4 separate regions of the Mus musculus genome follow, and all the other regions are linked to region 1. Evidence: chromatin loops called from intact Hi-C (ENCODE). Cell type or tissue: left cerebral cortex. All regions are shown on one strand. Region 1 holds the start of Oprm1 (opioid receptor, mu 1). Region 2 overlaps Rgs17 (regulator of G-protein signaling 17). Region 3 has its middle 110 kb from the start of Rgs17. Region 4 overlaps Rgs17 (regulator of G-protein signaling 17).

What was found. Peaks named below come from ENCODE experiments on the same cell type or tissue, not always from the same donor. Only the 100,000 strongest peaks of a DNase experiment are listed, where the experiment ranks them.
Region 2: it touches region 1 in a loop (2.7-fold over the local background); 5 of 42 quality-filtered maps call a loop at or near these places.
Region 3: a loop joins it to region 1, with 6 times the contacts of the local background. A loop is called at or near these places in 6 of 42 quality-filtered maps.
Region 4: it touches region 1 in a loop (11-fold over the local background); 5 of 42 quality-filtered maps call a loop at or near these places.

The regions. Positions count from the first base shown.
Region 1 is chr10:6,788,120-6,793,119 of GRCm38, reverse strand. It overlaps Oprm1 (opioid receptor, mu 1), which reads right to left and starts at 4,550. Exons shown (of 4, transcript NM_001302793.1): 1 at 3,962-4,550. The coding sequence starts at 4,245. In left cerebral cortex, a CTCF peak has its summit at 2,705; DNase peaks (open chromatin) are centred at 2,697, 4,352 and 4,456; H3K4me3 peaks cover 964 bases.
Region 2 is chr10:5,857,826-5,862,825 of GRCm38, reverse strand. It overlaps Rgs17 (regulator of G-protein signaling 17), which reads left to right. Exons shown (of 5, transcript NM_019958.4): 2 at 164-307. The coding sequence starts at 189. Among named protein-coding and RNA genes, the nearest start is that of Mtrf1l, 36 kb to the right of the region's middle. In left cerebral cortex, a CTCF peak has its summit at 2,872 (motif pointing right); no DNase peak of the experiment used is centred here.
Region 3 is chr10:6,032,987-6,037,986 of GRCm38, reverse strand. No RefSeq gene overlaps it. Among named protein-coding and RNA genes, the nearest start is that of Rgs17, 110 kb to the right of the region's middle. In left cerebral cortex, a CTCF peak has its summit at 1,992; a DNase peak (open chromatin) is centred at 1,971; H3K4me3 peaks cover 560 bases.
Region 4 is chr10:5,845,035-5,850,034 of GRCm38, reverse strand. The region is part of intron 2 of Rgs17 (regulator of G-protein signaling 17); the gene reads left to right. It also overlaps the pseudogene Gm18902. Among named protein-coding and RNA genes, the nearest start is that of Mtrf1l, 24 kb to the right of the region's middle. In left cerebral cortex, a CTCF peak has its summit at 2,894 (motif pointing left); a DNase peak (open chromatin) is centred at 2,857.

The sequences.
Region 1 (5,000 bases):
GTTGTGTGAGTTCGTAGAGAGCTATGAATTACTTCAAAGGCTCTGTTTGTAAATTCTCAGATGGCTCCAAACAAAGTGCTGTTCTGCCTCTAGCCACTCATACCGTGAACTAGCATCCCTTCTGAAAGCTAGGGTTGCCTCTCATGCTTCTTTGTAGGTTTTCTTTAGGAGCCTGAAGTAGGCTAGCTAGGTAGAGGGAAAAGAGAGGCACAAGGCACAGGGGCTGGAGGCAAGCAACCACAGAACTGTGATACAGCTGAGCATGATGGGATTGCTCAAGCATTAAAAGCCAGAACTACCCAAACTGGCTGGAAAGAACACAACTGACCAATTCCCCCAGGAACTGTGCTGTGCATCAGTATGTTACCTTATTGTTAGTTTCCCAGAACTGGCTGTTCCCATCATATCTCTGAGGTTAGGATACATCCCCCAAACTCCATATAAGGATAGAAAAGTGTAATAGACCCTATTTCAGGAATATCCCGCCCCTTCTCTGTAATTCTTCACCTTAATTCATGAATAATTCTCTCCTCTATGAATGCTTGCCTAAAGGACAGAGCTGTCCAAAATGCCTGGTATTCTACATTCTCCTGAGAAGCCTTCACTTTCTCTTGGGGGCTACTTTGGCTCTGCAAGAGAATTTCCTCCTACTTCTCTGTCTTTTCCTCCCGTCTGTGAATTATTCCTCTGATCATGCAAGAAGTAGAAAACATTAGATAGAGGTGTCATAATGGTCTCTGAGACCTCCCTAGGCTCCACCAACCTCAGCAACTTTGCTGTTTAAAATGCCCTCTAATATCCAAAGCACAAGGAAGCTGTTAAGTGCCTTGCATGGAAAGTATGCTAGACTTTATGTAAGCATGTCTTCAGATGTGTATGGTTGGCTTTGAGTTCAGTGGCAGTTTAGTCTGCAATGTATATTAAATAGGACATCCATAAAAAGAAACACATATGGATCAGGTTTATGTACCGATTAGTTGATGATCGTGCTTCAACCAGAGGCTCACAGCAATATTGTGGTAGTCATGGAGACTGCAGAGTATACCATGATAAATGATGAGGACCCCTGTATTCGTTTCTTTTTGCCTGTTTATTCCCATGGTGACAGTAGCAATCTGGTCTCAATTCAAAGCTGTAGAGTTGTATTTATACTTATGCACATATGAACTGTGAATTGTTGGTATCAACCCACAATACTGATTCCTCTTTGAAGCAGATGATACCCATTAACAAAGCATTTCTCTCCCATTTTTAAAACCAAAGGTCTTCTTAGATGATGGTTACCTATGACATTTCTATGGAGCCATGTTTATATTTCATGTCTTTAATCTGGGACAGAATCCTTTGTCTTTTCTTACATTCCTAAGAACAGAACTTTATAAGAATCCCACTTAAGGTTGGCTCATTTATGGTGTTGTGGAAGGGATAATGAAGATGGTCCTGAGAAAACAGACATTAATAACATCATGGGCACTACAGTCATTTTTGTTGCTGTTGTTATTATAGTCATCTGTGATTCAGTCAGGATGCTAAGCTATTCTGGACGATACTACCTTCATCTAGCCAGCAGTCGTAGCTCATGGACTACTTAATCATATGTGTTGTTTTAGGGAGTAGATGTAAGTGAGCTCCTTTTATTACTTTGTGGGCTCATACTTTTCTTTTGTAAAAGAGTGACACAGTTCCTGAGCGGATCTGGGACATTGAAAATTACAGACAGTCAGTTGAATGAGCTCAGCTACCTAGGCACAGAGTCTTCAGCCCACAGACACTTGACCAGCACTTCATGTGTCATTGAACTGCCTCTTTTTCTATTTCACATTCTTATTCTCAGAAGGTTATCTGCCCATGGAATTAAGCACTTTATCTGCCACAGGTGGGTGTTTGGGTTGACCTTTCAAATAGAGCTGCCTTTGTCAGAACTTTCAGTACAGAGAAAAAAAAGCACAATACCATGTTCTCAGTGAGAGACAGTGTGACCATGTCTCCAAGTGAACAAGTGAGAGGCAATGCTTTTAAAATGAACCCACCAGGCCAGGAACGAACTCAGCATTGGGCAAAGACCAAGCCATGTCTGCTCCAGCTGCTTCCTGTGCTACTGGCACTCTTTATAGAAAAATAGAAGCTGGAGGGGATAAAAAGGAGGGAGGAAGATGCTGAGATCATAAAGAGAAAAAGCTCCTGGATTCTTTGGCAATTGTTTCGCACCTTTTAAACCCAAGAACACATGCATAAATTTGGGGTGTTTTGTTATTTAGTATCACTACTGTAAAGCAAGCTTTCTCTCTTGATCTAGCAAAAGAATTAACTCAAACCATCAATGTATATATCCTAATAAACAGAAAATTATGTGAGCACAGTGACAGCCATGGGCAGTGAACTAGTAAATATCTTGTCTCAGTTAAAAAAAAAATGATTTCTTTGTATTGGTTCAATTGTCTAGCATAGAAAACCCTAAGAACATTTCAGTTCTCTCATTTTATGATTCTGTTTTTACCCCCCAGGAACAATGAATAGCATATTTTCCTTACCAAAAGCCATCTTTTAATTACTGCTGTAACTGTGTGATGAGACTGACTGAATCTCTAATTTGAATCTCTGTTTTGAATCACAGAGAATAAATGTCTCAAAGCATACATTTCTATATTGATTCTCTGCCTGTGTTTTTCTTCTGCTGTTAGCCTTCCTTTCAATAGATGGTGCTCTTTTCTCAGAGACACATCCTTCACCCAAAGACCAGAGAAATCAGCTTTACTTTAAACAATCATTAATTAAAGAAATCAGACAAGCAATTTGCAGTACCTTGGGAATAAAAGCATAATGAGGGAAATGATCTTTCAGGGACTCTGAGCACTCTGTGGAAGCCTGAGACATGTGTGTTGAATAGGTGAAGCAAATATTGTAACTAAACATGGAAGTGCCAAGCTCATGATGCCACATAACCCCACTGGGAAGAAAACTCAAATCAGGAGCCATTTTAAAGTGCTGGGGTATCCATCTACTTTATCAGAAGTGGATAGATAAGTACTCCACAGTAACAGGCTGAATCTGAAGATGTAACTCAGCCAACACAATATCACGTTCAATCTTTGCTGAATTCATCTGGAGCACCCAAAACAACAGAAAGCAGACTCTTTCTGTTCAAACTCTTTGAAAGTAATTTCACTAGATAGAGATACTTTCCTCTCTAGACCATCCTGAACGTTGCTGCTTTTAACTTCCTTAATTGCTTCTCATGTTTGCAAGCACTGAAGAAATAGTTATGCCCTGAGCTACCCAGCAATTCCAGATCCCACTTGGAACTCCCTCAGCAGAACTGCAGGAAGAAAGTACTGTACTGGGCTAAACATCACAACAGCTTACTTGCTACCTTTAAGCTACCCTGCCCAGGAGAGATGGCAGGAAAGCTTCCTCCACCTGGGGCAGCCTCAGGATGGAAGAAGAGTAAGATAAAGGCTCCCAGAATATAGAAGTGGTGGGACTGTAGTCTAGCCTAAACCAGCAGGTCTAAAAAAGTTATCGAGTTTATCTCTTTAACTTACTGTGAAGCCTCTGTCTTTCAGTTAGGAGAAGCAAACAAGGTTCCCCTCCTCACTGTTTACAATTTCCTATTCTTACAGCTCATCCAGAGGGAGGATTGACTGCAAAACATGCTTCAAAGACCCTCTTGGCTTAGAATAAAAAGGGGATCCAAGATGGAGCCTCCCACCACCACATCTTAATAGTTTTGGCCAAAGAAATGTCTTGTCTTTGGAATCTTGAACACTGCTTTTTCAAGGAGAGGGAGAAAAATAAAACCAACCAACCAACAAAACCCAGAAAAGTAAAAGCTCACACACAAACAGCAAATACTCTATTCAAACCACCCCCTCTTTGTACCCTGTTTACTTCTCCTCTGTCACTCATGGGGGAGCTTTGTCCCCTCCCCCCTGCGGAACTAGGTATTCAGAACATGCCTTACCTTACAATCACATACATGACCAGGAAGTTTCCAAAGAGGCCCACTACACACACGATAGAATAGAGGGCCATGATGGTGATGGCTGTGACCATGGAAGGGCTGCCGGTCTGAGGGCACAGGCTGTGGCTCCCGCCAAGCCCCGTGCGGTTAGGACCGCATGGGTCGGACTGGTTGCCATCAACGTGGGACAAGTTGAGCCAGGAGCCAGGTGCTGGGGAGCAACTTGCAGGAGCTAAGGGGTCAGAGCAGTCGCTGATGTTCCCTGGGCCGGCGCTGCTGTCCATGGTTCTGAATGCTTGCTGCGGACTCGGTAGGCTGTAACTGAGAGCACTCAAGAGTGTTCGGGTTCCAGGCGCCCCAGCCTCTTCCTCTCACAGCTGCCCTAGGCTCCGTCAGTTTCTTACAAGGACAAGCCCTAGTGGAACCAGAGAAGAGCGGCAGGCAGAATGGAACGTCTGAGCGTCCGATATTCTCCTCTGCTTGTAGCCCCCTCCCACCTTAGAAGTACACGGAGGCGCATCCTTAGCATCCCCAAAGCGCCACTCTCTGAGTGGAAGGGAGGGAGCATGGGCTGTGAGGGATCCAGAGGCTAGAGGGGAGGGAGGAGAGAGAAGGAGTGGATTGTGCGCAAAGCAACTCAGAATCAGCCTCCTCAGTCTCTATGCACTTCCGTGTAAAGGAGTGTAAATTGGGGTAGGGGGGGGGGGAGCAGAAGCGGGGATGCTGCAGAGAGGGTGGGAAGAGAGACTCTAAGTTTCTTTGTAACAACCATGCATTAGGTTGTTTGCATCAGCCAGGAAAGTCGTTGGTCTGTTAAAATCTCAATGACCCTTATACCTCAACACTCTTCCGACTCAACTAACCATATGCAATTAATTAGGACTGGAGGGTTATTAATGTTGTCCTTTACCCACATCCCCATATCTGAGGGAAAACAAACAAACAAACCAAAACAAAACAAAACAAAAAACCCCTTTAGTTCCTCAAAAAATCAACCCCACAAACCTGTTCAAAGAAACAATTGTCTTTTTCTAAAAGA
Region 2 (5,000 bases), 930 kb after region 1:
GGTACTGGGAATTGATCTGGGTCCTCTGCAAGAGCAGCCAGTGGTTCTGACTACTGAGCTTGCTTTGGGTTTTCCATTCCTGTTGCGTTGTGTCTAACCGTGTTTCTCTTCACTTGCCTTTACCCAGGCTCTTCATGACTTAATATTTTCTGTCTCCCTTTAGGCAGTTGGGTTCTGAAGCAGCTGACATGAGAAAACGGCAGCAGTCACAAAATGAAGGAACACAGGCTGTGTCTCAAGCGCCTGGAAACCAAAGGCCCAACAATACCTGCTGCTTCTGCTGGTGCTGTTGCTGCAGCTGCTCCTGGTAGGTCGATCCTAGATCCAATATGAGCCCGTGTGCCAAACCTCCATCCCATAGAGAGTTCTCAACCTGTCCTATTTGCCCATGGTGTCCATAGAAATTACTGTAGACCATCACTGATGTAAGACACCCATCTCCAAAAGCAAAATTAACTCCCTCAGAACCTACCTTTAAAATGATAGTCAGGTAAAGGATGGAAATTTGTTTCATGCCATGTTTTCTTCTGTGCATGCATCTTATGGCTATGGGTAAAAAATAAAATTATAACTGGTGGTTCAAGAACTTGGGATATTAAGGAAATACCCAATACTACTGCACATAGTGTTAAGTGTGGTGGGGATTTTTGTCTTTATTTTTAATGTTTTCATCACATGCATAGGGGTTGGTCACTTGGTTGCATAGCCAGGGCGCTGTGAGTTGGGATGGTAGCTTCAGCCATAGCACTCTTGCCAACAAAGGCATCGAATGAAGAGGGAGGAACTCAGACCACCAATCTGAAAGGTCAGACGCTGTGCTTGGAAGGGAGATCAAGCCGGTCAACTAAAATCTCTGATATTGGAGCCAGTGGGTCCGATTTTTGCTATAAGCGAACACTGACAAGCTGCAAGGTGTCTGTTTATTCTCTTGGTTCCTCAGTCCATAGTGAGAAAGACAGGCTGGTCACCAAGGCCCCACCTTATGCTAAGTCTCCATGATACAGGTCTCTTTCCAGGCCCAGATTGCCAAAGTGTGCTTCATGAAACAGTCAGTCAATTCGCAATCATAGGAGTTACATGAATGAGATATTTCGAGATGAGACTAGACTTACTGGAACTTTCCCTCCAGCCCTTTTTCAAGACCCAATTTTATAAGTAGAAGTTCTAACATAGCAGTGGCTACTGAGTCTCCCTGGCCTGTTTCAAAATCTGACAAAATCCCTAGTGGCTAAGTCATCTTCTACATGGCTTCCACTATTTTCCCCATGTCTCTTGAGTTGGTCTTTTGATATGGTCCAGCCTTGCTGTTGCCAGGGTAGAGAATAGAGAATGTCACCACAGCATGTTGATGGTTTCCCTTGATGTAAAAGCTGCCGCAGTTCAGAAAACCTCCAGATACCAGGAAGGCTCAGAATGGTTGGTTTTGTAAGTATAAAATTGGTTTTCTAGATGACGAGTCTCTGCTAGGGAACGTCATCCATGATTAATTTCAAATTTCGATTTCAGATGGAGAAAGGAAAACTCTAGGTGAGGTTGCAAGTCTCTGTCATAGTTGGGTAAAGTTTGTTTTTTGTGCACACTACAGAGACTGTTAATCACAAGTCTTAACCCCATGGAGGACTTAGTGAGGCAGGATGGGAGTTCTTAAGTCAGACTGCCAGAGATCATACCGTATCTTAACTGTTCCCAACTGTGTGACCAATAGCAAGTTAGTTCATCTTTCTGGTTCTCACAATCCTTATCTGTCAAATAACTAATGTGAGCCCATACCTCATAAAGCTATAAAATTAAATGAGATGTGCATGTGGTGCGCTAAGGGGAGCAAATGACACGGAGTAGGCAGTTAATGTGATTTTGCTCCCCAGGCAATGGAAAGTTGCAAGTGGGAATAATAAAATATGTTCAGAGAGTGTAGTGCAAAATTTCAAAACCAGCATGTGGGGCCAGCAAGATAGCTCTGCAGACAAAAGGACTTGCCATGTGAGCCTCATGACCTGAGCTTGATTCCTGGAGTCAACATGGGGAGAGGAGCAAAGCAGCCATAGAGAGCAGACACTCCTGCCCCAGCTCAGGCATGCCTGCGTATGCACACATGTGCACTCATGTCTTCATACATGTATGCATGCACACATGCACATCATATACACACACAATTCTGTGTAAACATTGGGAATACAGTTGCGCAGCGGAAAGTTGTGTTTCTATTTCTCATGTTCACTTTGCCCCTGAGATTATTATTCTATTTACCTAGTAAAGCTTAGTTTTGTTTTGCTTTTTTTTTTTTTACTTTTTTTATGTGTGTGGATATTTTGCCTGCATGTATGTCTATGCATCATGTGACTCAATAGTACTCAGAAAAACCAAAAGATGGTGTCAAATCCCCAGGGACTGGAGTTACAGATGGTGTGAGCTGAGGAATGGATGTGGGTGTGGGTGCTGAGAAACTCAGCTCACCTGGAAGAGCAGCCAGTGCTCTTAATCACTATATTATCTCCCCAGCTCCCCAGTTCCTCATTATTTTCAGAATTCAAACACTGTACAATAATCTTGAAGTTGGATTTCACTCTGTTAGATGTCTAATTAGTACAGACATTTGTCATTTTAACAACAGGGATGTATTCTGAAAACCATAACTAGGGCCGTTTCTCCCTTGAAGTAGCTGTATATTTGGCACCTAAACAAACCTAGATGGTGTAGGTCAATCACTCCATGTAACTCTTTAGGACTTGGGAGGCAAGAGATGGATGCTGCCGTGATGGCTCCTGGTATTGTTTTTGATGAATGATATTATTTTTATTTTATCTAATTATGTGAGTGTTTTGTCTGTGTGGCTATGTACCACATGCATACAGTACCTGCAGGAGCCAGAAGAGGGCGCCAGATTCCCTTTGAACTAGGGTTCTAGATGGTTGTGAGCCACTGTATGGGTGCGTGAAAGTGAACATGGATGACTTCAAAGAACATCCAGTGCTCCTGACTGCTGAACCACCTCTCTCTCCAGCCCCATGACATTATATGTATTAGTCTACTCTACTAATAAAAAGTACAATTTAGTAAATATGAAAAAAATTGATAACGGCATAGTTATTCATTAGGCAGTGTGTTCTGCCTGTAGTTCCATGGGCTGTGTGCCCATGTGACCTACAGGACAGGTGGTTGTTTTCGTCAGGATCATCACAGATAAGTGGATGATGTGTTCCACCACAGCACAACAGTAGGTATGATGTCACTAAGAGGGGGATCTTTAAGCTCCATTATAATCATGGACCACTGTTACCTGAGGTCTTTCCCTGACTGAATCATTTAGTATGTAACTATTCACCACAAGATTTGATTCCATTGCCATATAGACATCTATGTGACTATATGTATCGAATAATCAAACACTTCAACTCATTCAAAAGCATTAAATTGCCACAAAACACAGACAAAGGATTAAGAGCAAGGTAGCAGCATTGAGACGCTGCGTCAGCCGTCAACACCATTTGAGGGACCATATTTCAGACACCCCCACCCCAAAGACATGATGCCTTGCCTGGGTGTTCTGTTGGCTAGTCTGAAACTCTAGTTTCAGACTAGAGTCTGATTGTAAAAACTGTAGTTGTCAGCAGCGGATCATAATTGCCTAAGCCTAGGATCTAAATTTATACTCTATACATTTACAAACCGTGTAAGACACGTGACAGGGAGTTTCTGTTCTTACATGAAATTTTTATCATTTGTATTCATTGTACATAGTGCTGGATTTCTTAAAGACCTTTTTGTACAAGTGCACCATATACCTTGACTATATTCACCCCTCACCTTCTCTTTCTCAGCTCTCCCCACCCCTTGTCATATTTATCCCTCCAGATATAAGCAGCTTGTTGTTTTCAGGAAGTGCAAAAATCCAATTGCCTTGCACTACAGAGTTTAATTATAAAATTGTTTACATAATTACAGATAAAAACATTGTTTCTTTACCCATTAATTTTATTTTAGAATTTTATTATCTTTGCACTTTGAATTTAGGAAAGAACATTATAAGGGCTCTTTTTTTGAGTGAGAAACTTGAAAGGGAGAAAGGGAGAAAGGGAGAAAGGAAGGAAGGAAGGAAGGAAGGAAGGAAGGAAGGGAAAAAAATGTTCTTTAAAATTCCCAGGCTAGGTCAAAAGAGCAGAACAAAAAGCACTATGGGGGGTGGGGAGTGATTTAGAGCCTGAAAGGCGTTAGGAATCAAAATCTGAAACAACTGTCACCATGGACGGGGACTGTCGTCGTGTAGCTAGTTTCGCTTCCTTTTAAGGAAATAAAGGACTGAAAAATAAATGTGTATGTGTAGGAATAAATGTAAACAGTTTACTGCAGCTTCACACTGCGTTTCTTTCAAGTCTGCATGTGTCATCCTACTTCACTGACAGCCCGACCCTCAGTTTTTAACTTCTCCCTCCTTGTGAAATCACCAGCACTACACGTAGAGATTGATGCAGCAGTGTGCACACCTGCTAGCTATCACTCCCGCTTCCCCCAAGTCCAGAGCGTGGCATACTCCGTCACGATCACAATGAACTGTCTGTCTCCTTCTGAAAGATCCACTTCCTTCCTTAATGAAGTCTTTTTCTTTTGTGCCTTTGTGACCTCCATCTCAAGAAGGAAGTTTGTGTCCTTCAACTGTCTTATAAATGGGTCACAAATGCCCTAAGTACAGTGAACAGAATCTGCACCTGAACGGAGCCTTTTCTGCAAGACAAAAAAGATGGGGCAGGAACCTTGACAGAACCACTCGTCTGAAGGGGTTCGAGGTTAGCCCTAACTTACTCTTTCAGGTAGAATATTTTTTTTGAACTGAGGACCTGCAGTCTCCTCCCCACCAGCTGTCAGCACAGTGTGAAATATCGAAGTTGCTGAGAAACTTGCACCTGAGATAGCATCTGTACAAGTGCACCGGAGCCTCGAAACTTCTGTGTTTGCTCACATAAGGGGCACAAAGAAGGTCATAGAGTAAAGCTTTCAAACAGTTT
Region 3 (5,000 bases), 760 kb after region 1:
ATTATTGATAAATGTGTGTACATTTTTGGGAGATTAAATTGATTTTACCTTATTGTAACTTTTTTCAATAATTTATTTAATTATTCACTTTACATCCTGATGGAAGTCCCCCTCTGTCCTCTCCTCCCAGTCCCACCCTTTCAAATCCCTCCCCTATTAGCCCTTCCCTTTCCCTCAGAGAAGGGGAAGACCCTCATGGTTACCACCCAACCTAGGATATCAAGTTGCAGCAGGACTAAGTGCATCCTCTCCCCCTGAGGCCCAACCAGCTAGGAGAAGGAGGTCCAGTGGCAGGCAACAGAGTCAGAGACACTCCCACTCCAATAGTCAGGGGATCCACAGGAAGACCAAACTGCACATCTGCTACAAATGTGCTGGGGGCCTAGGTCCAGCGCCTGTGTGTGTAAATGTATAAGCAGTAGGTTTAGTAGTAATGAGTATAAAATACTTCTTCAACAATAGCCTAAAATATTTCATCTCAGAGATATAAATTTCTATTGAAAGCTCTTGATTTGTATCTCTTCCTGATAGGTCATTTCAATAGACCTCAATACCTAGCTCCATCTCACAAATCCATCTTATTTGTCTGGTGAACAAAAAATATGCTAATGTGTTTCTCTGTGTTCTTTGATTGCCTTTGAGACAGAGCCATGCTATCTAGCACACTGGCTTGAAACATACTTGGAACATACTAAAGTGGCCTCATACTCAGGATCTACCTGCCTCAGACTTCCAAGTGCCCGTATCCCACACATAAACCACAACATATGGCGAATTAAATTTTTTCAAAGTTTCTTGTCAAAGTTGTTGTTCTTCGAAAAGATTTTCTGGGAGGGAGGATAACAGTGCTTCAGGATATGTTTAGGGAGTGGAAGGGACATAGAGTTTGGCTTCTGCATCAAAAATAGACACAAAGGCAACTGTTGGAGAACCTTCTGTTTTACAGCTATTTGAAAGATTCACACTAGGTATTTTGGCACATGCTTATAGTTTCAGCATAAAAGAGGCAAAATGAGGGGAAAGAATAGAGGGGATCCGGGAGGGAGGGAGGGAGGGAGAGAGGGAGAAGGGAGCCAACACTCCACTCTCAGCACACTATACATAAATTACTGTTCACGAGTCCATCTCTGTTATTGTTATTGGATGGTTTCCACTGATAAGTAACTTGGTTACAGAGTTTAAGAAACCCAAAGGGCAGGATGAGCCCTTGCAGCATCCATCAGCATCCACATTCAGCAGCTCTCAAGCTTTTACCATTATATCCCTGGAGGCAAGCAAAAGGTACATGTACTGACTGCTTGTGCTGTGTGAGGGTTTCATGTCATTTACAGGACAAATGCTCTTTGCTTTTGTTATCTTGCATGCATCTGATGGAATGCAATTATGGAATTTAAGCCTTGTGATTATTTCTTCCCACTGAACATTTTTGATCCAAACTGTAACAGTGACCAGCATCTCATGTTCTGAGACATGGCCTGGTACAAGACAGTTTACCTTTTCTTAAAATAAAATATGATCGTGATCATACAATCACATAATCACAATCTTCTATTTTCATTGTTTTCTAAGGAAATAGAGATGTCTCTCCATCACACTCGGTCTGCTCCTTCCAGTTCTTAAGAATTCCTGCTCCACAGCCGGAAGTCCCTGACTTTCGTAAGCTATTTATGGCCAGCAATTAATTCAAGCAAAAGCAAAGAATTGTTTCCTCCCTCCCTTACCGGCCGCAGCCACTAATCTTACCACGAAAAATAGGAAGAAAAGTAAAGAGTCCTTCGCCTCACCTCATGAAGTTCCCTCCCAGATACACAAAGAAACTAAATCATGCCCTTATGTAAACGTCATCTAAGGTCGAATGCGGCTGCAGTTTGTCCATCTGCCATGTCCTGGGTTGTACAGGAGGTTCAGAGCATGCTGAGCTCAGAGCAGGCTGGCAACACCTGGGCTGGCAAAGGGACAACGAACTACGGTGCATTAGCGCCTCCTGGTGCTGCTGCCGAGAAGTGCAGCTGCAGAATTCGCACCCCTTCTGCGAGGAAGGTGCACTGATCTCCCTTCCGTGAATAAATTTGTTTCGCATTGCGCAACGGCACGTTAATTTATTGTGGAAAGAAGATAAAGTCTTAATAAAGGCTTTTGAAACGACCTCATTGTATGTCTAGTCAATGTTCGTGGCATGCCGTTGAGGAAGGGATTTTTAAGATTGTGTATAAAATGCTCTAATAATGTAGTCCATGAATAAATGCGGAGATCACAGCTAATTATTTAGAGAATTCTCTCACGTTTTTGTTTTATTATAAACATCACACACACAATGAAGAGCTCGAAGTGATTATAACGGCTTCATTCCATTTCAAATTATTTGTTTGCATAAACTAACTCAAATTCCACAGATAACAGTCTCAGAAAACCAGTTCTAAAAAATAAAATACAGAAATAGAAATTAACAGAAAAGAGCTTGGTTTGTCTTTCCAGAAGATCATTAAGTGCCTGTCTGATGCTTTATAAGCCATGGGTAAACATCAGGAGAAACGACCTAAACCACGGTACTGCCAGGGCTGAACCCCCAATAAGTGAGGCTGTACCCTTATATTAACACCCTAGAAAGCCTGCATTTCTCTATCACCCATGTCTCCTCAGGACCATTCTGCTGTCAAAATTAAAGGGAGATAGATACAAATTGCAAGCAACTCAATTTCTTCTGGAAGACATTTTAGAACATTTTAAATGTTCCTTACTGTAAAAATGGCTCAAGCCTGAATCTCACGGGGGGGGGGGGGGGGGGGACGGACTTAACGCCAGCTGCTCTGTCTAGAATCTGGTCATTAATAAGTTTCAGAACTGTGGACTATGTTAATATATCTCACATTTGGCAAATGTGATTCGTTCTCATTCACATGTGAAATAGATGTGTTAAGACCTCATCCTCATCGCTGTGCACAGGAAGTTCTTCCTTAAGTACCTCTGATATGGATTCCTGTGTGCTGGGGGAAGGTGTGTTAACGTACAAACAGGCAGTGCTGGGCACGGGACCCAGGGCCTCCTGTGTGGGAGGCGAGCCCAATCCAAGTCCCTTTCATGTGCAATTGAAATTTAAATTGAATTTTAAAGTGTTCTAAATTCAATTTGAAGGTGAGCAAAAAGCTTACACAATGACTTGGAACGGTACGAACAGGAGGGTGGCCATGAATTCAAGGCCAGCTAGTAGGTATGATATACTCCAGGCCAGGCCGAACTACAGGCTGACTCAAAACAGGAAAAACTAGCAGACAAAGGTTTCTTTGTGTGGAACTTAAAACTCTATATGATTATCTGTTTTGTCTTGTTTTGGTTTGGTTTGGTTTTTTAGGTTTTTTTAAAAACTTATTCACTTTATGTCCAGATCACAGTCCCCCACTCTCCTCACAGCCTCTCCTACAGCCCCTCCCTCACCTCCTTCTCCCCTGAGAAGAGGGAGCTCTCCCTCAGGTATCACCACGCTCTGGCACTTCAAGTCACTGCAGAACAAGGTGCATCCTCTCCCACTGTGGTCAGACAAAGCAGTCCACTTCAGGGGAACAGGACTCACGGACAGGCAACAGAGTCAGAGACAGCCCTCACTCTGGTTGTTGGGGGACCCACATGAAGAACAAGCTGCACATCTGCTACATGTGCAGGAGGCCTAGATCCAGCCTGTGCTTGCTCTGTAGTTGGTGGCTCAGTCTCTGGGAGAACCCAGGGGTCAAGGTTAGCTGACTCTATGGGTCTTCCTGTGGGGTTCCTTTTCCCTTCAGGTCCCTCAACCCTTTCCCTAGCTCTTCCATAAGACTCCTAGAACTCCATCTAATGTTTGACTATGAGTGTCTGCAGCTGTTTCAATCAGCTCCTGGGTGTAGCTCTCCGAGAACAGGTACGCTAAGTTCCTGTAGGCAAGCATAACAGAGTATCATCAGTAGTGTCAGGGATTTGGTTCTTGCCTGTGGGATGGTTCTGTTGGGCCATTCCCTCAGTCTCTGATGTATCGTTGTCCCTGCACATCTTGCAGGCAGGACACAATTTGGGTCGAAGGTTTTGTGGGTGGGTTGCTGTCCTTATCCCTCCACTTGGGGTCCTGCCTGGCTACCGGAGGTGGTCACTTCAGGCTGCATATCCCCCACTGTTAGGAGTCTTAGCTAGAGTCACCTCCATAGACTCCCTGGGGCCTCCACTCCCTCCCAGCCCCTGCCTCCAGTCTCTGGCACTTCCTAGAGATGCCCTCTGGGGCCACTTTCCCTTCTCTCCAGAGCCCAGATCTGATCCCACTCCTACTCCATTCCCTTCCCAGTCCTCTTCCCAATTCTCTCCCCTATCCACCCTCAAAGTCTGTTATTTCTTCTGAGTACCAAGCATCCTTAAGCATCTACAACCACCCACACCACACATGAGGCACTCCTCATTATTTGGCTTGTTTGAGTATGTTGAGTATAGCATGGTTATCCTGTATTTATGGTTAATTTCCACTAATCAGTGAGTATACCATGCATGTTCTTTTGGGTCTGGGTTACCTCACTCAGGATATTTTCTAGTTCTATCCATTTGCCTGTAAATTTCATAGTGTCCTTTTTTTAACAGCTGGGTAGTATTCCATTGTGTAGATGTACCACATTTTCTTTATCCATTCATCAGTTGAGGAACATCTAGGTTGTTTCCAGTTTCAGGTTATTAATAAAGCTGCTATGAATATAGTTGAGCAAGTGTCCTTTGTGGGATGATGGAGCATCTTTTAGGTATATACCCTGGAGTGGTATAGATGGGTCTTGAGGTAGAACAATTCCCATTTTTTTAAGAAACCACCAGACTAATTGCCAGAATGGTTGTACAAGTTTGCACTCCCACTAGCAATGGAGGAATGTTTCCCTTGCTCCACATCCTCACCAGCATGTGTCTTAGTCAGGGTGTCTATTCCTGCACAAACATCATGACCAAGAAGCAAGTTGGGGAGGAAAGGGTTTATTCCGCTTATATTTCCACATTGGCATTCA
Region 4 (5,000 bases), 940 kb after region 1:
TCATGGCAGGAACACTGTGTAAATCACAAGCCTGAGCTGCAGTCTAATGGGTACATTTAAAGAGTAGGATGATTATGCTCACTCCATTTCCATGACAGCGTCTGTTCACTAAGCCAGCATTGATTTTCCCTGCTCAACCCAAGGTACTTGTTTTTCTACAAAAGCATTCACTAACTTCCTTATAAATTGCAAAGAAAATGACAGCGAAGTTGAAGGAGAAGCTCAAAACAGCTTTCCAACCACTCTGAGAATAGAAGAGTCCAATGGTTGGCTTTTATCTTATGATATTGTCTGTAGTTTTGTCCCAGTAATTCTCTTCATTTTGAGGAAAAACAAAGACGTCCTCTTCCTGAAAAGTAAGAAATGTTGACCTTGGCATCACCAGCTTATAACATAGAGGTGCAGTAGAGTTTGATCTGGTCTCACACACGGGGTACTCGTGTCCCACTTCTCAGTGCCTGCAGTGAAGATGTCCCACCCATCCCCAGCAGCCAAGCCCTCCAACTCCAAGAACCCATGAGGCTTCTTTGACATGGACATCGGCGGGGAGCAAGTTGGATGAATTGTTTTAGAATTGTTTACAGATATTGTTCCCAAAGCTGCAGACAATTTTCATGCATTGTGTACAGGAGAAAAAGGAACTGGATCCGTGACCGGGAAGCCTCACCATTTTAAATGATGCCCTTTTCACTGAATTTTTAAGAAATTTATGATTCACGGTGGAGACTTCTCAAATCAGAATGGGACAGGCGGAGAAAGTATTTATGGTGAAAAATTTGAAGATGAAAATTTTCATTATAAGCATGAATGGGGAGGGTTTGCTGAGCATGGCAAATGCAGGTCCCAATATGAGTGGTTCTCAGATCTTTATCACAACAGTTCCGACTCCTCATTTGGATGGGAAACATGTGGTATTTGGTCAGGTCATAAAAGGACTAGGTGTGGCAAGGACGCTTGAAAATGTAGACGTGAATGGTGAAAAACCTGCCAAACTCTGTGTTATTGGAGAATGTGGAGAATTGAAAGAAGGGGACGACTGAGGAATATTCCCCAAAGATGGCTCTGGTGATAGTCATCCAGACTTCCCCGAGGCTGCAGATATAGATTAAAAGGATGTAAATAAAATTTTATTAATATCTGAAGACGTAAAAAAACATTGGAAATACTTTTTTCAAGTCTCAAAACTGGGAGATGGCTATTAAAAATATGCGAAGGTTTTAAGGTACATGGCTAGTTCAAAGGCTGCTATTGAGAAAGCAGATACATCCAGACTGCAACCTATAGCCTTAAGTTGTGTGCTGAATGTAGGTGTTTGTAAGCTGAAGATGTCAGATTGGCAGGAGGCAATTGACAGTTGCTTGGAGGCTCTTGAAATAGACCCTTCAAATACTAAAGCACTATACCGAAAAGCGCAAGGATGGCTAGGATTGAAGGAATATGATCAAGCATTGGCTGATCTTAAGAATGCACAGGAGATAGCCCCAGGAGATAAAGCTATCCAGGCAGAATTGCTTAAAGTCAAACAAATGATAAAGGCACAGAAAGATAAAGAGAAGGCTGAGTATGCAAAACATGTTTGCTTAATAAGGATTAAACTCTCTTTAACTATTATACATTGATTATATAAAGGACAATGGATATTACTGTCTATATGAACCCTGATGTGTTTCCTTTGATCTTTGTCATTGTTTACATAGCAGTGCTGACATAGGTTCCTTATTAATAAAAAGTTAAAAAATAAAAAGAAAAGAAAAAAGAAATGTTGATCTTCTGGCTGAACATCAGCTTAAATAGGTCTAGGTTTTAACCATGAACTTTCTTGTTGAATAAGGTTAGAAATTTGAAAGCTAGTAAGCTTGTCAATGAAACTAAAATACCTGTTTTAGGGTTGGGAATAAAATTTAATACATAGAAAAAAAGGATATTTTTGGAACCTATTTTTAAAAGCATATGTATGTATGTATGCATGCATGGAAGTCAAGAACAAAGAGAGATTGAATCAAGATGGAAAAAATGTATTTTTGTTTTCCATGTATTAAAAGGAAGTAAATGGTTTTTTGTTTCTTTTGTTTTTGTTTCTTCGAGACAGGGTCTCACCATGTAGCTTTGGCTGTGATGGAACTCACTTTGTAGATGAGGCTGGCCTCTGCCTCCCAAGTGCTGGAATTGAAGGCATATGCTGCTATGCCTGGCACGAAGTAAATCTTTCTGCCCAAGCTAAGCTGAAAATGTAGTAATGTAGTAGTAATGTAGAGAATCTACTATCACAATGGCTCTTTCAAAACAGGGGTAGATAGATAGATAGATAGATAGATAGATAGATAGATAGATAGATAGATTATTCTCATACTGATAATGTTAATAAGATCTTGCTAGCATCATTTTTTGTTTTGTTTTGTTTTGTTTTATTCTTCTTGGCGTTGTTTGCTCTTGAGAAAAGGTTTCTCTATGTATTCTTGGCTGTCCTGGAATTCACTCTGAGATCAGGCTGGCCTCGAACTCAGAGATGCACGTTTCTCTGCCTCCCAAATTGAGTGCTGGAACTAAAGGTGTGCACAAGTACACCCAGCAATGTCAGTGGTTTTTAAGATTTTGTTTTCCCAAGTCAAGTGACTGGGGGCCAGAGAGTATTCATTCTCAAAACCCAAAGAGGGAAATAACCGCAGGTTTGCACATAGCTCAAGGTGAAAATCCACTCTCCCATTCCATCTTGATTAGTAAATCCACAGAAAAACTGGACAACTATTGTCAAAGGCCTTGGAAAGGCAGAATTACCAAAATGGGTTACAAGTAAGAAAATGTTTATTTTTCCAAATAAGGATAATTATACTCAGATTTTTTTAGCCTTTCTACTGACTTAGCTTTGTATTTCTAAGGTAACACAGCCATCTAGTGGAGAGAATTTTAATAGCAGATTCTCTTACTGTAGGGATTTAACACTGGTTGAATGCATTCTTATTTCGTTACCTGACATATGATTGTAAAACCCGAATCTTTGTGATGTTGTGTGGTATAATTGGTTGATTTTCTTGAGACCTGGTCTACATAGCCCAGAATGACCTTGAACAAACTTGCTAATAACATTGACTTTCAACCTCTTATTCTCTAGCCTCCATCTCCCCAGTGCTGAGACTACAAACTTGCTCCACCACACGTGGTTTCGAGCAGGTTCATTGAATTGAACTAAAGGATTCATGCATGTTAAGTGCATATTCCTCAACTGCACTACACCCTCAATCCCAACAGAATGCTGTTTTTTCTTTAGCATTTCATTAAACACACTAAAAATATACATTTGTGTTGCCTGAAATTTCCAGACAAAAATTTCACAAACTATTTGGTGCATAGATGCCATTCAAAACCAGGTCATATTACCAAAATCTGGAAACGGTGATATCTGCATTCTAGGTTTGAAACTGACATTTTCTGTGTCCGAAATCAAAGTTATTCCTCCCATAGCTTTAAGATCAGCCCACTTTTGTGACTGATGAAAAAGACAAAAACATCCCAGACAGCTTTTATAACAAGAGGTGGTGGTCATGCTACAAAGCAAAGCTTGCATGAGGCCAGAAGTTAGAGGAGATCAGGCCCAGCCTGCTGCAGTTGTGGGCACTGCACAAGTCAACCTGAGTTTCTGTTTTGTAAATGAAGTGGTGCTGGTTAGTAATTTAGTCCCTATTACCCAAGGAGGGTGGTACCTTTCTGGAGTTTTGCCATTGAAATGGATTAAGTTTGTGCATTTTAATGATTCCTCGCATGTATGTTACATAAGTATATCATCTGCTACTCCCACATCACCACGGCTACTGCAAAGGTTTTGAGCTGTTTACCACTCTCTTCTAGTGACATTTCTAAGGACTAATTGTTTTCTTACAACGATCGACCATCTTCCAAGTGGACTGTGTACTGGCTCTGATAATGAGTGAGGAAACCCATCGTTGGCTTCAGACGTTTCTCTTCCGAGACAATCCACAGTGTTCTCTACAAACAGTCCACCATCCACAGACAGCGCCCACTGTCCTTATTCTCTGAAATGGACTAAACACATTTCCTCCCTCTTCATCTTACCAGGCTCTAATCTCCACACTTGCTTTGCTAACTCTAGCCTGAGTTGTTGATGTTTCCCCTCCCTAGAGTGTTTAGACTTTGATCAAGATTCCCAGAGTGAACACTGGATGTGTGTCATTGTCTTTGTGTCTTAGATTGGAAGATAGGAATGTTCACTTAAAATGTTACCTACCTACCTTTACTCCCAACACTGGAGGCAGAAGCAGGCTGATCTCTGTGAGTTCAAGACTAGCCTGGTCTACAGAGAGAATTCCTGAGAAATCCTGCAGAGGATTTCTGAGAAATTCTCTCTCAGAAAAGAAAAGAGAAAAGAAAAGAAAGAAAGTTATATAGTTACCTAGGTTGAAAGTAGAAAGACAACAACAACGTGCTTAAGGAGGGATCAGTTGATTCTGGCTCCCAAGATGCAGTCCATCATGGAAGGGAAATTAAGACATCAGGAGTGTGGAGCAGATGATCATATCACATCCACAGTCAAGAAGAAGCAATGAATGTGTCTTAGTGTTCAACTCACTTTCCCCATTTTATATAATCTACAATCCCCTGCCCAAAAGTAGTCCCACCTACAATCAAGACAGGTCTCCCTATCCCAACTAATATAACCAATATAACCCACCCCCCACAGGCAAGCCTAGGGTCCCATCTCCCCAGTGGTTCTAAATTCTGTCAAATTAACATTATGACAATTGACAACATGATGACATATATCATTTGAGAACTCACAACTCTTATGTTTGGCGCCTTCACTTTCAACCTTTCAAACACATAGAGTGCTTGAGATGTTGAGAGTCAATAGGAGTTGTAACTTATTACCATCAAAACCAGCTCTAAGCCTGGGGATCCTTGGAAAAGCGCCAAGAAAAAGTGGTTGCGGTTGGGTCCGGATCCCATCAGGCAGGCAGACCTTGCTCATTTTCTCCACCTCAGTTTCT